Linked DNA regions of Homo sapiens: region 2 is linked to region 1. A link is a loop called in an ENCODE intact Hi-C map of the cell type or tissue named here. Cell type or tissue: heart left ventricle. All regions are shown on one strand. Each heading gives the region's core, and the rest is flanking DNA. Links, peaks and the distances in the headings are about the cores only.

What was found. Hi-C counts contacts between places; a loop is a spot of excess contacts. Peaks named below come from ENCODE experiments on the same cell type or tissue, not always from the same donor. Only the 100,000 strongest peaks of a DNase experiment are listed, where the experiment ranks them.
Region 2: a loop joins it to region 1, with 2.0 times the contacts of the local background. A loop is called at or near these places in 2 of 110 quality-filtered maps.

The regions. Positions count from the first base shown.
Region 1 is chrX:69,131,658-69,137,587 of GRCh38, forward strand. It overlaps LOC107985646 (a long non-coding RNA gene), which reads left to right. Exons shown (of 3, transcript XR_001755985.2): 3 at 4,318-4,419. Among named protein-coding and RNA genes, the nearest start is that of PJA1, 31 kb to the right of the region's middle. In heart left ventricle, for the core only: a CTCF peak has its summit at 2,433; a DNase peak (open chromatin) is centred at 5,410; H3K4me3 peaks cover 559 bases; H3K27ac peaks cover 789 bases.
Region 2 is chrX:69,067,649-69,073,578 of GRCh38, forward strand. All of the region lies in intron 4 of LOC105373242 (a long non-coding RNA gene), which reads right to left. Among named protein-coding and RNA genes, the nearest start is that of PJA1, 95 kb to the right of the region's middle. In heart left ventricle, for the core only: no CTCF peak of the experiment used is centred there; a DNase peak (open chromatin) is centred at 3,453; H3K27ac peaks cover 690 bases.

The sequences.
Region 1 (5,930 bases), core at 429-5,428:
CTCCAATACAAGTTTATTCTACAGCCATAGCCTGGCCCCAGCCCATCACACATTTGATCTCTACCAGGCCAAGCCACCCAACACAGTGACTCCAGTCCTCAAGCTGTGACTCACACAGCTTTCCCCTCCTTTTGTACCATCACCTCACAAGTACATCCTTTCCATACCTCAGTGTCTCCATCTGTACTATGAGCAGTGCCCCCAGAGCCCAACCCACAGCCTTCAAAATTACCAGGCCATTGTATGCCACTGAGTCTCTTCCCAAACTGCATCCTCTGCCTCCTTGTCCACCTTCCAAACACCTGTTTACCTTTCAAGTCTCCCAACACCCCTCAGTACGATGCAGTGGCTGCCTCTTTTGCCTTCCCTCCCTCCCTGCACTCTGAACAATATCCCAGCAGGACACCCAAATAAGACATTTGAATGCTTTGTGGACATGTCTGTGCCTCCCACCAGATGGTGAGCTCGGAGAGGGTGGGAGTGATCTCTGATGCATTTCTGTTTCTCTGGGGCCCAACGCAGAACAAATCACTGAGATGTTTGTGGAAGGGGTGAGGTGTGGGGGGCTGGGGAGAGGGGCAGATGGTCTTTTCAATGCGGAGTCTACCGAGGTATTTGTGGCCTTCATTCAATCAAAAACTGTTAGGATAAATGAACATTTATGATAGTTCTAGGATATATCAATTTTGAGATGGTGAGGGCAAAGCCAGGGGGCTGCCATCCACTGACTGCAAGCTGGAAACAGGAAAGACAAGTATACTAAGGTTGGGGGTAGTGATGTGAGATGGATGACTCCCAGGGCTATGAAGCCTTCCTACTGAGGCTAAAAAGCCTCTGGAAAAATAGGTCCCAACAGCCACAGGGCACAACAGGCAGATGCTGCTGGCCCAAAACAACGAACCCATCACACAAAGGCAGATTTCTTTCTAGAAGGCTGGAATCCTCTAGAGGCTTTGTGGAAAGGGGAGACATGGGAGCCTGATAAAGGGGCAACATCTTGAGTCACACAGGCATGAAGGGCAGGGGCATGGAAGGGAAGTCTGCCCCTGCCCTTTCTGTTTCACTCAGCTGCCCTAAAACTGGTGGGCACTGGCCCAGCCCCAGGGCTTGTAGGGTTGTACCTGGATCCTAAATGCATAGATAGCCATATCTGACAGAGGCCAGAGATGTTAATGAGGCCATTCCCCAGCCTCTATGCCTTTGGAGGTCCCTCGGTAGATGGTGGCCATGGGGGTCACATAGGAGGGAGACCAGGCTATGGGGCTGGCTCAGAAGAGTTTGGCAGGGTCCCAGCAGGCCTGCCCTGGCACAGAGATGTGAACGCACGGCCGTTGCAACTGGTCTAATTGCTGTCTCATCAGCTCTCCTAGGGGCTCATTCCAGAGACAAGCAAAGGGAGGTTTCTGCTGTGAGACTTGAGGGAGCCTGAAGAGAGGTGGAGGGGCCAGCACCTTGAAAGGCACTGACAAACCCCAGCACGCCCAGGGCAGAGACCCAAGTCTGGGGGTATGGCAGGGAGAGGCAGGGAGCAAAATGGCCAGGAGGGAAGGGACTAACTTTCCCGTCGGCTGCTCTTGGCTCCCCCCTTGATCCTGTGTCTCTCCCTAGTTAATGTTCCATATCTCCTTTTCCAGGGTCCTTATTGGGCTGTCCCCACTTCCCCACCTGTCCTCCACACCTCAGACCACTGCTGACAGCTTCCCAGCTTCCCATCCCTACTTCAGCTGTCACCCAGGACCTCAAAAACCTAATTACAAGAATCAGCGGACTTAGCTCGTGGAACCTCTCAGTCACATTTGATATTTGTGACTACTTCCTGCTATGTGACAATTGCGACTCCCTAATCCTCTACTGTCTACTCAGACATGGCTTTCCTAGTTCTCCTCCGGCTTCTTTGACCATTCTTTCTCAGTCTCTTTCCCAGGCCCCTATTCTCCAGTATGCCCCTTAAATGTCGGGTCACCTCCCCTACGGATGCTCTCCCTGGCTCTCTCAGCCCCTCCTGCGGCTTCCACCACCTCCTCTCAGCAAGTAAATTCCATGTAACCTCAGCCTGGGCTACTCCCCCAAGCATCAGCTAGTACAGACATTTACCCAGTGGTCATCATCAAAGACACTTCAAACCCACCTTGCCCCAAACAGAATTTATACTCCCAGACCACACCTCATTGCTCCAGACCCACACCACACTTCATTTCAGCTTTATTTCTCCAGGGGTAACCCTACCATCCACCCAAGTTCCTGGCTAGAAACCTTTGCTCCTCCCTCTCCCTTGCTCCTCACATCTAATTAGTTACTGTGACCTGCCAATTTTACCTCCTTAATAGCTCTGGAATCCATCCCAAGCATTCCATCCCTACAAACACGGCCGGAATCCAGGCCTTTATCATTTCTCTGCCACCAGAGTGCGTCCTCCTCGGACCAGCCTCCACACTACAGCCACTTAGACCTTTCCTGCAGACAAATCTGAGCATGTAATTCTCCAATTCAAATCTGCCAGTGACTCCCCACTGCCCCCAGAGGAGAGTCTAAGTTCCTGAGCCTGGCGCACAGGCCCTTGAGATCCGGCCCCTGCTCACCTATCCCACCTCCCAGCCCTGGAAGGGATTGTGCTTTCATGCTATGCTCTATAGTCTCACCTTACTCTTCTGCTGGCAAGCTTCTACTCACACAGGCAGCTTGGTGGAGTGGTTGAGAGTGTGGGCTCAGGGCCCTGACTGCCTAACCAGGAAAGTCACTTATCCTCTCTGGGCCTCAGTTTCCCTATCTGTAAAATGGGGGTGAAGACTGTTTTTACCCCTTAAGGTTGTATTTCTCTTACAAGGGAATAAATTAGATCATGCATGTAAAGCACTTACAACAGTGCCTGACACACATGAAGCACTGTAGAGTGTTAACCACTATTTATTATTCCCCTTTAAGAACCAGTGCGGACAATACCGTATCTGTGAAGCCACACCCTCCTCTGAGACTACGTGCTCCTCTTCTGGCTCCTTCTGGGACTCTAGAGCCCTGGCTAACTTCTATCACAACACTTGAGACCATCTGCCTGCTGCTTGACCTTTCTCCCTTGCTACTTGATATCCAGGACTGAAGTCTACCCATATTTGCATCTCTGGCACCTAGCCCATGACTTTTCATATGGGCCTCAGACTAGCCTGAGATCAGTACTACAATATTATCATGTCCATTCTGCAGATGAAGAAATTGAGGCTCAGAGAGGTAAAGGCAATTTTCCAAGATCGCACAGCTAGAAATTAGCAAAACGTGGGTTTAAACCCAGATCTGCAGGATTCCGAACCCCACGATCTTTCTACTTTATCTAACTCCTTGGGGGAGGGGAGTCTTGAAATCTTGTCCTAGAAGGAAAGATTAAAGAACTAGTGGATGCTCTGCCTAGAGGAGAGACAACTCAGGAGCAAGGACAATCCCCTCCCTTCCCACCCATCTGCCTGAAGCCTACTGGTGCTGGTATGTGTGTTTCAATGTTGATGCCAATGCGTGTGTTGGACACGTGTGCAATGAGGTCATGCCAGAATGCTAGAGATGGAAACCTTCATCTCAGAGCCCCTGCTCACCTTTATATAGTTCTCCAGAGTTTACAAAATGTTTTTGCATCTCATCTCATCATTTGATCAGCCTCACGCACCTGGGATGTGGTAGTCATGCCCCAGACAGGGCAGTGAACTGCCGCAAGTCACCCAGAAGTGGCAGAGCTGGGACTCCAACATTTAGTCAATGCATAAAGTCTGCAGCAAGCCCCTTCCTTCCAGCAGGAAGCCTGAGGATTCTGAGACTGTGGCTGGGGAAGTTATTCCCCCAAAGAAAAGGGATGTGAATGCTGGGTGTGGCCCAACCTAGAGAGAGGACAGGCGAGAGAGAAGGTCTCTCAGACTCAGGGTTCCCATCTGCAAATGGAATAACACCCCCACCCTCACATGGTAGGCGTAAGTCTCAAAAGAGATGATATACGTAAAATGAAACAAATGCCTGGTCTGTCCTAAGCACCCAACAGATACCACACTGCAGCTTAACTCGTGGAAAGCTTGTTTGAAACAGTGGCAAAGGTGTTCAAGGAAAGCCTGCCTGTCAAGAATTAGGCAGAGCTGGGTTTTGAAATGCCATCTCTGCCCCTTACCAACTGTAGGGCCTTAAGAAAGTCACATAAACCCTCCAAGTTTTTGCTGCCTCATTTGTAGGATGGAGACAATGAAGTCTACCTGACAGAATCGTTGTGAACGGCCACATGCGAGTATGTGTGTAAAATGGCTGACACAGGAGCTGGCACTAATAGAGTCATTATTATTGTTCTCACAGATTAGATGGCAGAGCCAGTGATGAAGACTCTGGAGCCATACCACCTGGGTTCTAAGCCCAGCTTTATCTACTAGCTATGTGACCCTCAGCAAGTCACTTCACTTCTCTGTGCCTTGGTTTCTTCAGCACACGTACGGTTGGGATTAAATAAGTGACTACATGTCAAATGCTTCTGGCAAAGGGTACATGCTCTGAGTGTTGGTGAGCATTGTTATTATCAGACAAAGGCCCGAGAGGCATGAAATAGTGTCCCTCTTCTCCCAGGGCATCACATCCCCTTCGTGAACAAAGACATTAGTTGAGGCCAGTTTGAACAGATTAATGGGGTTCCTTTCATTCAGCTTCCTAAAGGCATAAAATGACCCCTCCTGAGCTGGGGCCCTGCTTGTAAGGATAACTGTGTGCAAGCCAGTCTTCAGCCAAGATGCCCTAGGCTGTCCCCCAGATTCAGCCAGAACTGTCCAGAGTCCTTGCAAAGGGCTTTGTTGGGCTCGGAGAGCTCAGAAAACATTACCTGCTATCCCTCTCCCTTCTTGGGAGGCCAGAGGTGGCCGTTAAGGAATAGATCCACCGTTCACACACCTAACTCTGGCCCCCACGGCTGTGGGCGGTAGGGGCTTGGCTACGTGGGCTCAGCAGCAGCAGGAGGACCGGGTAGGGCAGAGTTGGGGGCCAACACCTGGGGTCCAGGCCCAGGCGGTGGAGGGCCGACAATGCTGCCTGAAGTTCCTGTTCTGGCTCCATTTACAACAGGCTTCCTGGAGTCACGGTGCATTTTCCCAGGCGCCTGCTCTCGGCTTTCATAGCTGCCTCCCACCACCCAGACCCAGCTAGGCCGGCCTTAGGGCACCCAGAAGGAAGCAGGAGCCCAAGTACTGGCTCACTTGGGTCAGTGCTTGGGCTGGCTAGCCGCGGCTTTCACATACAACTCCGCAGCCGCGAGGAGATGACCCCTCCCCTCCCCATCCCCAGGCCAGCCCGGCCCCGCCCCGCCCCCAGTGCCGCGTGGAGGGAAATCAGGAGAAGCCGAGGAATTGTTTGTAATTACTGTGTTTTTAAAGGCTTTTCCGTGAGCCTTCAGCCGATTTCGGGGGAGGGCAGCTTGCCAGGGAGCATTGAAATGGAAATCCTGTGTTCTAGCCGGGACCCTCTTGGAAGGAGATTCTTCCCAGAGAAAAGACCAGAAGCCCCGCCCCGTCCCCCGGGTCCCCCGTGCGCGGCTGTGGTCATGGCGGGCTCAGCGATGTGTGGCGGCTTTGTGGAACGGCATTCCTGGCCAACGGGCCTCAGCTCTGCCTCGGGACCCCACCATTCAGCCCCCGCATGAAAGGCCGCTGCCCGGGCCCGCAGCTCCCACTCTCCCCCACCCCAAGGACGCACCCATTCACCTCCTCTCCCCACCGCAACTCCCTTTCCCCCACTTTCCCCAAACGGGAGGCGCTAGCCATGGAACATGGCACATCCAGGGCTACCTCCTCCCAAGTTACCCAGAGGTCATGTGTACAAGCAGCAATTCTAACAACAGTCCCTCAGGCGTGAGCGGCATTTTACAGTTTGCAATGCCTTTGCACATCCACCAGGCCAGTTACTCCTCGTAGCAACCCCGCTAGGAG
Region 2 (5,930 bases), core at 606-5,605, 64 kb before region 1:
GAGAGGTGCCTCTGCTAGCTCAAGCTCACATAGTCACTAGGTGTAAAGCTAGGATTTGGAATTCAGATGCCAGATTTGCACCACTGCCCAAGGGTCCCAGCATGGCTGCAACATAGGCCTTCCTGACAGTTGGGCCTTATCACTTTGACTAGCAATTTCCTGTCCCACACATGCCTGACCATGAGGCCAGGTACAGGCTGCAATCTGAGCAGCTTGTGGGAATAAGCTCAACTGAAGGAGGTAGCCTGAGGAGGTTTGGGGAATATTGTGGGGTGATTTGCCACGGGGGTTGTGCCTCTGTCTGCCTGTGTCCCCACCTCTTCCCCAAACAGCGGTGGCAGGTACTGCCCCAGCCCCTGGATCCCAAGCAGGCCTGAGTGAACCCACTGGGCCATGGAACCCTGCAGTTTGGGCTTCTAGTTGATCCTGTGAGGGGACAGTGGGAGTTGCCACCCTGCTTCCAGCTTCCAGGAGCTGCCAGCCAGGCACAGGGGGCAGAGCAGAGCAGGTCTCACACACACAGAGTTGAAGGCAGAGCAGCTGTAAGAGACAGAGAGAGAGAGAGAGAGAGATAAAGGGAGGTAAAGAAAGGTAGAGCCAGTGAGAACCAGAAAGAGGGAGATAGAGACTGGGCAAGAGAAACAGACACGGAATCAGAGAGATACTGAGACCGGGAGATAGATAGGACAAGGAAAGGCCTAGAGGCAAAGAGATGGAGAAACAGAGACAAAACCAGAGTCAAAGGGCAAGGGAGACACGACAGACATGGAGAAAACCAGCAAAAGGCAGAAGGGCAAAGAGGAGGGGTGGAGAGAGGGGTGGGAGCAGGATGGGAGCTGGGGCCAGGGATCTGGCCTGAGGCGTCCCAGCTGTGGCTGACTCCTGGTCCCCACTTGCTCCTCCCTGCCTTTGTCTCCCTCTCCCAGCCTTTTTCCTTCAGGGCCCACAGAGGAAAAGCAACACCATCTGTATAGCAAAATAGGGGGAGGGGCCCTGGAGGCTAGGGCCTCCTCAGGCCTCACTTTGCCTCCCTGAGGGCTGAGGGGGTGAGCACCCCCAGAGACCTATAACACATGTGGCACAACAATAATTGGGAGGCTCTGTCCCCAAACACTGCTGCTTGGGATGATCCCAGCCTGTTGCCAGAGCAAGTCCGCAGCTGGGAGGGAGGGCTCCAGAATCCTAGTTTGGCCCTCGCCTTTCTCCTTGGGTCCTCAGTTTCCCCAGGGTTTTATTGATGGCCCAGCATGCCTAGCCCACTAGCCGGGAAGCCATAAGGAAAAGGACCCAGGGCCATTGTGAGGCCCATCAGGCCCCTTCAGTTGGCTCTGAGTAAAGGTGGTCAACCTTCCCCACTTCCTCCTGGACCTATCTGCACACCTGCCTCCTGCACCCTCTGCCCTGTCCTTACTCTCACTGAGGCCGCACCATCCTGACGTGCTGCCTCCTTCCAGCCACCACCTGTCCATCAACCCGAAGTTCCAATCCCTCCCTTCTCAGCCAACCAGGCCCAGGGAAGCCAGGCTTCCGGGCAAGAGTTCAAAACCTCCATAGCTGCCACCTGCCCAAGCCCAGGGAAGGGTCCTCGGGCCCCCCAAGGAAGCTTCTTCCTGCCATCCAAGCTTTTTCTACTAGTCCGGCTAGGCTGTACAAGGTCTGCTGAGCCAGCCCTTCTCTGCTCTCCTTTGCAGGCCTGGATCAGGCAATGGCCAGGGTGAGGGTGCCTCCCTCCCAGCCAAGATACTTCCCACATTTTACCCAGCAATCTGGGAGCCTCTAGCCATATCTTCTCCTCTGGGCCCCACAAGTCAGGGGCAGTGCCAGCTCAGCCACCAGCCAGCAGCCCTGCCCTAGGCTCTAGATAGGACTCTAAAGCTCCCCATGCTTTAGGGAGGTGAGCTTTCAGGTTCCAGGCCAAAGTGTGTGTGTGTGTGTGTGTGTGTGTGTGTGTGTGTGTGTGTGTGTGTGTGTGTGTTTGTCTGTCTGTCTTACATCCTAGCAGTAGAGCACTCCCAGAGCCATGATCTTTCCATTGGGAAGGAAGGTGACAGGCTCTGCTCTCAGAGGGCCTGAGGACAATATTTGGCCTGGTTAAGTGGAACAGCTGCTTCAGACCAGGAGAAAAGAATTCTCCATCCCAGCCAAAATGTCTCTATTTAGGGGGTTATAGGATGTGAGGAGAGGTCCAAAGCCCATTTACTCACTTCCTGGGAGGGCAGACAGACCAGAACATTCTTCATGACATGGGAAAAGGGCTGCCTCATCCTAGCCCCTCTGCCCTGCAGAGGCTGGCATGGTGGCCCTCCTGGATGGTTAGGTCACTCAGGGATGGCATGGAAGGGAGACAGGTCCCAAAGGATGCAGAGAAGTGACCTATGCCAGCCTCTTTCTACAAGTAGGAGCCTTCTACATGTTTTCTGCCCGCTGTCAGCCCATATTTGGTCCCTTGGCTGGCATTTGTTCCCCAGTTTGAGCTGTAACCCAGTCACCAAAGGAGGACCCATGCAGTCTGATCACCAAGCCTAAGTTGAAACACTATTCCCATTCTCTCTACGCATTTCATACCTTGGAACATCGAGGCCCAGTCAGTAGGAATGGCTGGGTCACATCTCACTCAGTAGAGGCAGGGCCTTCAGAGGCCCCAAGTGACCAGAGTCTTCAGTTTTCCTAAATAAGTGTCACCAGCAGTGGAGAGAAGTCCCCAAGTCCCATCCCAGGACTCACTCAGCATGGCTATGGCCTTTATCTTTGTAGCGCATGTACCCACAGGATGCCCGTGTGGCACCTGCCCGGTAGCCAACTGACTTTCTTTCTTTCAAAGAGTCAGTGTAATATTGAAAAAAGAAATCAAGTTTGTGACTCCTGGGTTTGAATCTAAGATCTGCCATTTCCTAACTGTGTGACATTAAGCAAGTCCTTTAACCTCTGTGAGCCTCCACTTTCTCAACTACCAAAATGAAGGTAATTACTACTGCCTGCCTGCCCTGCCTACCTTGCGAGCCCCACATCAGGGAGGGGGTGTTGGTCATTTACTTGTCCACTGAAAAAAGACTAATCAGGCACCTACTATGAAAAAAGACTAATCAAGCACCTACTATGTGCCAGACACTGTTCTGGGGCATTAGGGTGCTGCAGTGAAGAGAAGAGACAAAGTCCCTGCCTTTGAAGAGTGCCCTTTCTAGAGAGGAGAGACAGTCAGTAAACAACAAATATCTAATATAACATCAGCTGTGATAAGTCCTATAAAGACATGGCCAAATGAGGGGGCAGAGGGTGATGGCAGTGGTGCCCTGGCTCTGACTGCCTCATCTTTCTGCCCACCGGATGCTGACAGAGCTGCCTTCTCCAGCGTCCACGTGGCTCCTTCCTTATGAGTGGCCTAGCCAGGCAGGCAGAGCAGGACTGATCTGGAAACCCAGTGGCCTGGCCTATTTCTGTCCCAGGGCCCTGGCACTGATCCAGCCCAGATCCCAGCCTCCCTCGCTTCCCCAGCTCCAGTTGAGTTGGGCAGAATCCCATCTCTGCTCTTCCGTCCCACCAATCTCTGCAGCCACCTCCCAGCAGCCAGCCTGGGCAGTCCCTTCAGCCTGGTTCCCTCCCCCCAGCTCCCCATAGATGCGTCCCCGCCCTCACCCTGTCTCCTACACTGGGTGCAATTGGGGCTGCCTCCCTCCTCCACCCACGAGCTGGAAGGCAGCCCCTCAGAAGCAGCTGGGGCTCCACTGAGCTGGTACTAATGCTATCTCCTACGAGGAGGGAGGAATGAAATGGTCTTGGCTTCTCAGAGGCCCTCAAGAGCTCAGCCCTTCCTCCACCAGCCTCCTTGCCCGGGCTCCGCAGGACACAGTGGTCTGGTGGGGGATGGGTCACTCCAGGCAACAGAGGGAGGTTGGGGTGTCCTCAAACTAAGAAGAGGCTGAAGTGGCAGAGCAAAGGGATTTCTCCACTGGGCCCCACACCTCTCTGGGCCTTCCCTCGGCAGATATGTCCTGGGACTAGGGGCAGCTCTTATTGTCCCTTTTAAATGTGTTTACATTTCCGTTTTGATGATTTAACATTGATGAGGCCACTATGTACTGATGAAATTTTTGAGAGTTTTTTTTTTTTCTGTTTGCAAAAGTTAATCAGGCTCATTACAGAAAGTTTGGGAGGTACAAAAAAGTATAAGGAAGACAAAAATAACATTTCCCACACCTAACTATCCAGATATAATTCCTGTTCACATTTTGGTTTATTACCTGCTGCCATTTGTCTATGCCTATCTCCAGAGCCCTGTGTAGCTATATTAATACCTATACACACAGATACATTTTAACATACTTGAGAATATATATGCTAACAACAGTTAACACTTATTGTATGCCTACTGTATGCCAGACCCTATTTTCTGCACTTCACATGTATTAGCGAATTATTCTTCCCAACAACCTTAGAGGTAGGCATGATTATTAAGCCCATTTTATTTCTAAGGAGACTGGGGTAAAGGGAGGTTGAATGTCCAACCCAAGGTCATGCATCTAGTAAATGGCAAAGCTGCAAAATTAACACAGACCGTCTTGACTTCTGGAATCTGGGTGTTTAATGATAGACTGCCTTAAAATTTTTTAAATGATAAAATATATTATACATACAAAAGAATGTATGTAACGCTAACACTGTTTAAAGGCTGGGAATAAGGTGAGCATCTGTGGTATCACTGACCAGGTTATGAAATAGAGCATTACCATGGGAGTGTTTTGTTTTCTTTCTGCTTCACCAGATATCAGGCACGTGTTTCTATATCCCTCCAAATTTTCAGATAATGTGGCTCATTACTGTCTAATAATGAAGTTTCTTCCCCACAGGCCTCCAAAACCTCCCTGATAGCTTCATCTGCCAAAGACTCCTGGTGAGCCACTGGGGTGCACTTCTCTAGCCCTTCCAGGATGGGCCCCAGGACACACAAAGGCTGGCTGGCTGGGATTGGTGGAGGCACAGGCAGCCCTGCACACAGCCTGCCTCTCCTGGCATCAGGTACCATCTCAGCCCTGCAGGCACAATTTTTATCTTGCTGATGTCCACTGGCCAGTCCTGCTGACAGATGGGGGAGGACAGGAAGAAGGGGTGAGGAGAGGAAGGGAGGAAGTGTGAGCTCGCTGAGATGGGGCCTAAAAGGCACTGAGAGCGCATAGGCTGGCTGTTCTCTCCGGCTCAGCAATAGGACCCAACATGGGGGTGTTTCCTTCAAACCTTAGAGATAGATACTAAGCACCCCCATCCCAACGGCTGGATGGCATTCATTCGTCCTTTCCTTCAACATTTTTTCCTTGGACATCTACTATATACAGTGCTGCGTTCTGGGGCACAGTGGCAGAGGAGACAGACACCATTGCCTCCCTCCTGGAGGGTTTAGTCAGTGGGGGCTGGGGTACAAATGTTCAATGACTAATAATCAAATAAAGATTTAGTTACAGTTAGGATGAGTACTCTGAAGGGGAGGTGCAGGCTGCTAGGAGGGCATATGACAGAGGTTCGTGACCTAGCCTGGGGGTCAGGTCTGGGTCGGGGAAGCCCTTAAGAACCTGGCCTACCTCCCCTCCTGCAGGCAATGAGTGGATGGACGTGGGAAGGGCAGACACAGCTCCTATCCACCTGAAGTCACTTTCAAGAGCCAGAGTCTGCTGGCTGGTGGCCCTCGACTTTGGCCAAGCTGAACTGGGTGGTTTTTCTCTCTTCTCCATTATTCTACACTCACTGCTAGGGGAAGGCTTGGCCCTGCTTCTTTGCTGTGTCCTCCAGGCTAGTGGCAGATTCTCTGAATGAGCCTGCTGAGCAACCATCAAGGCACAAACTGCCTCAGTGAAGCACCACTTAGGTGACTGGGCACGAGGGTGCCAGGGCCTACCCACACTCAGGCTCTCCTGTGGGCCCGGCCCATGTGGCCTTGATCC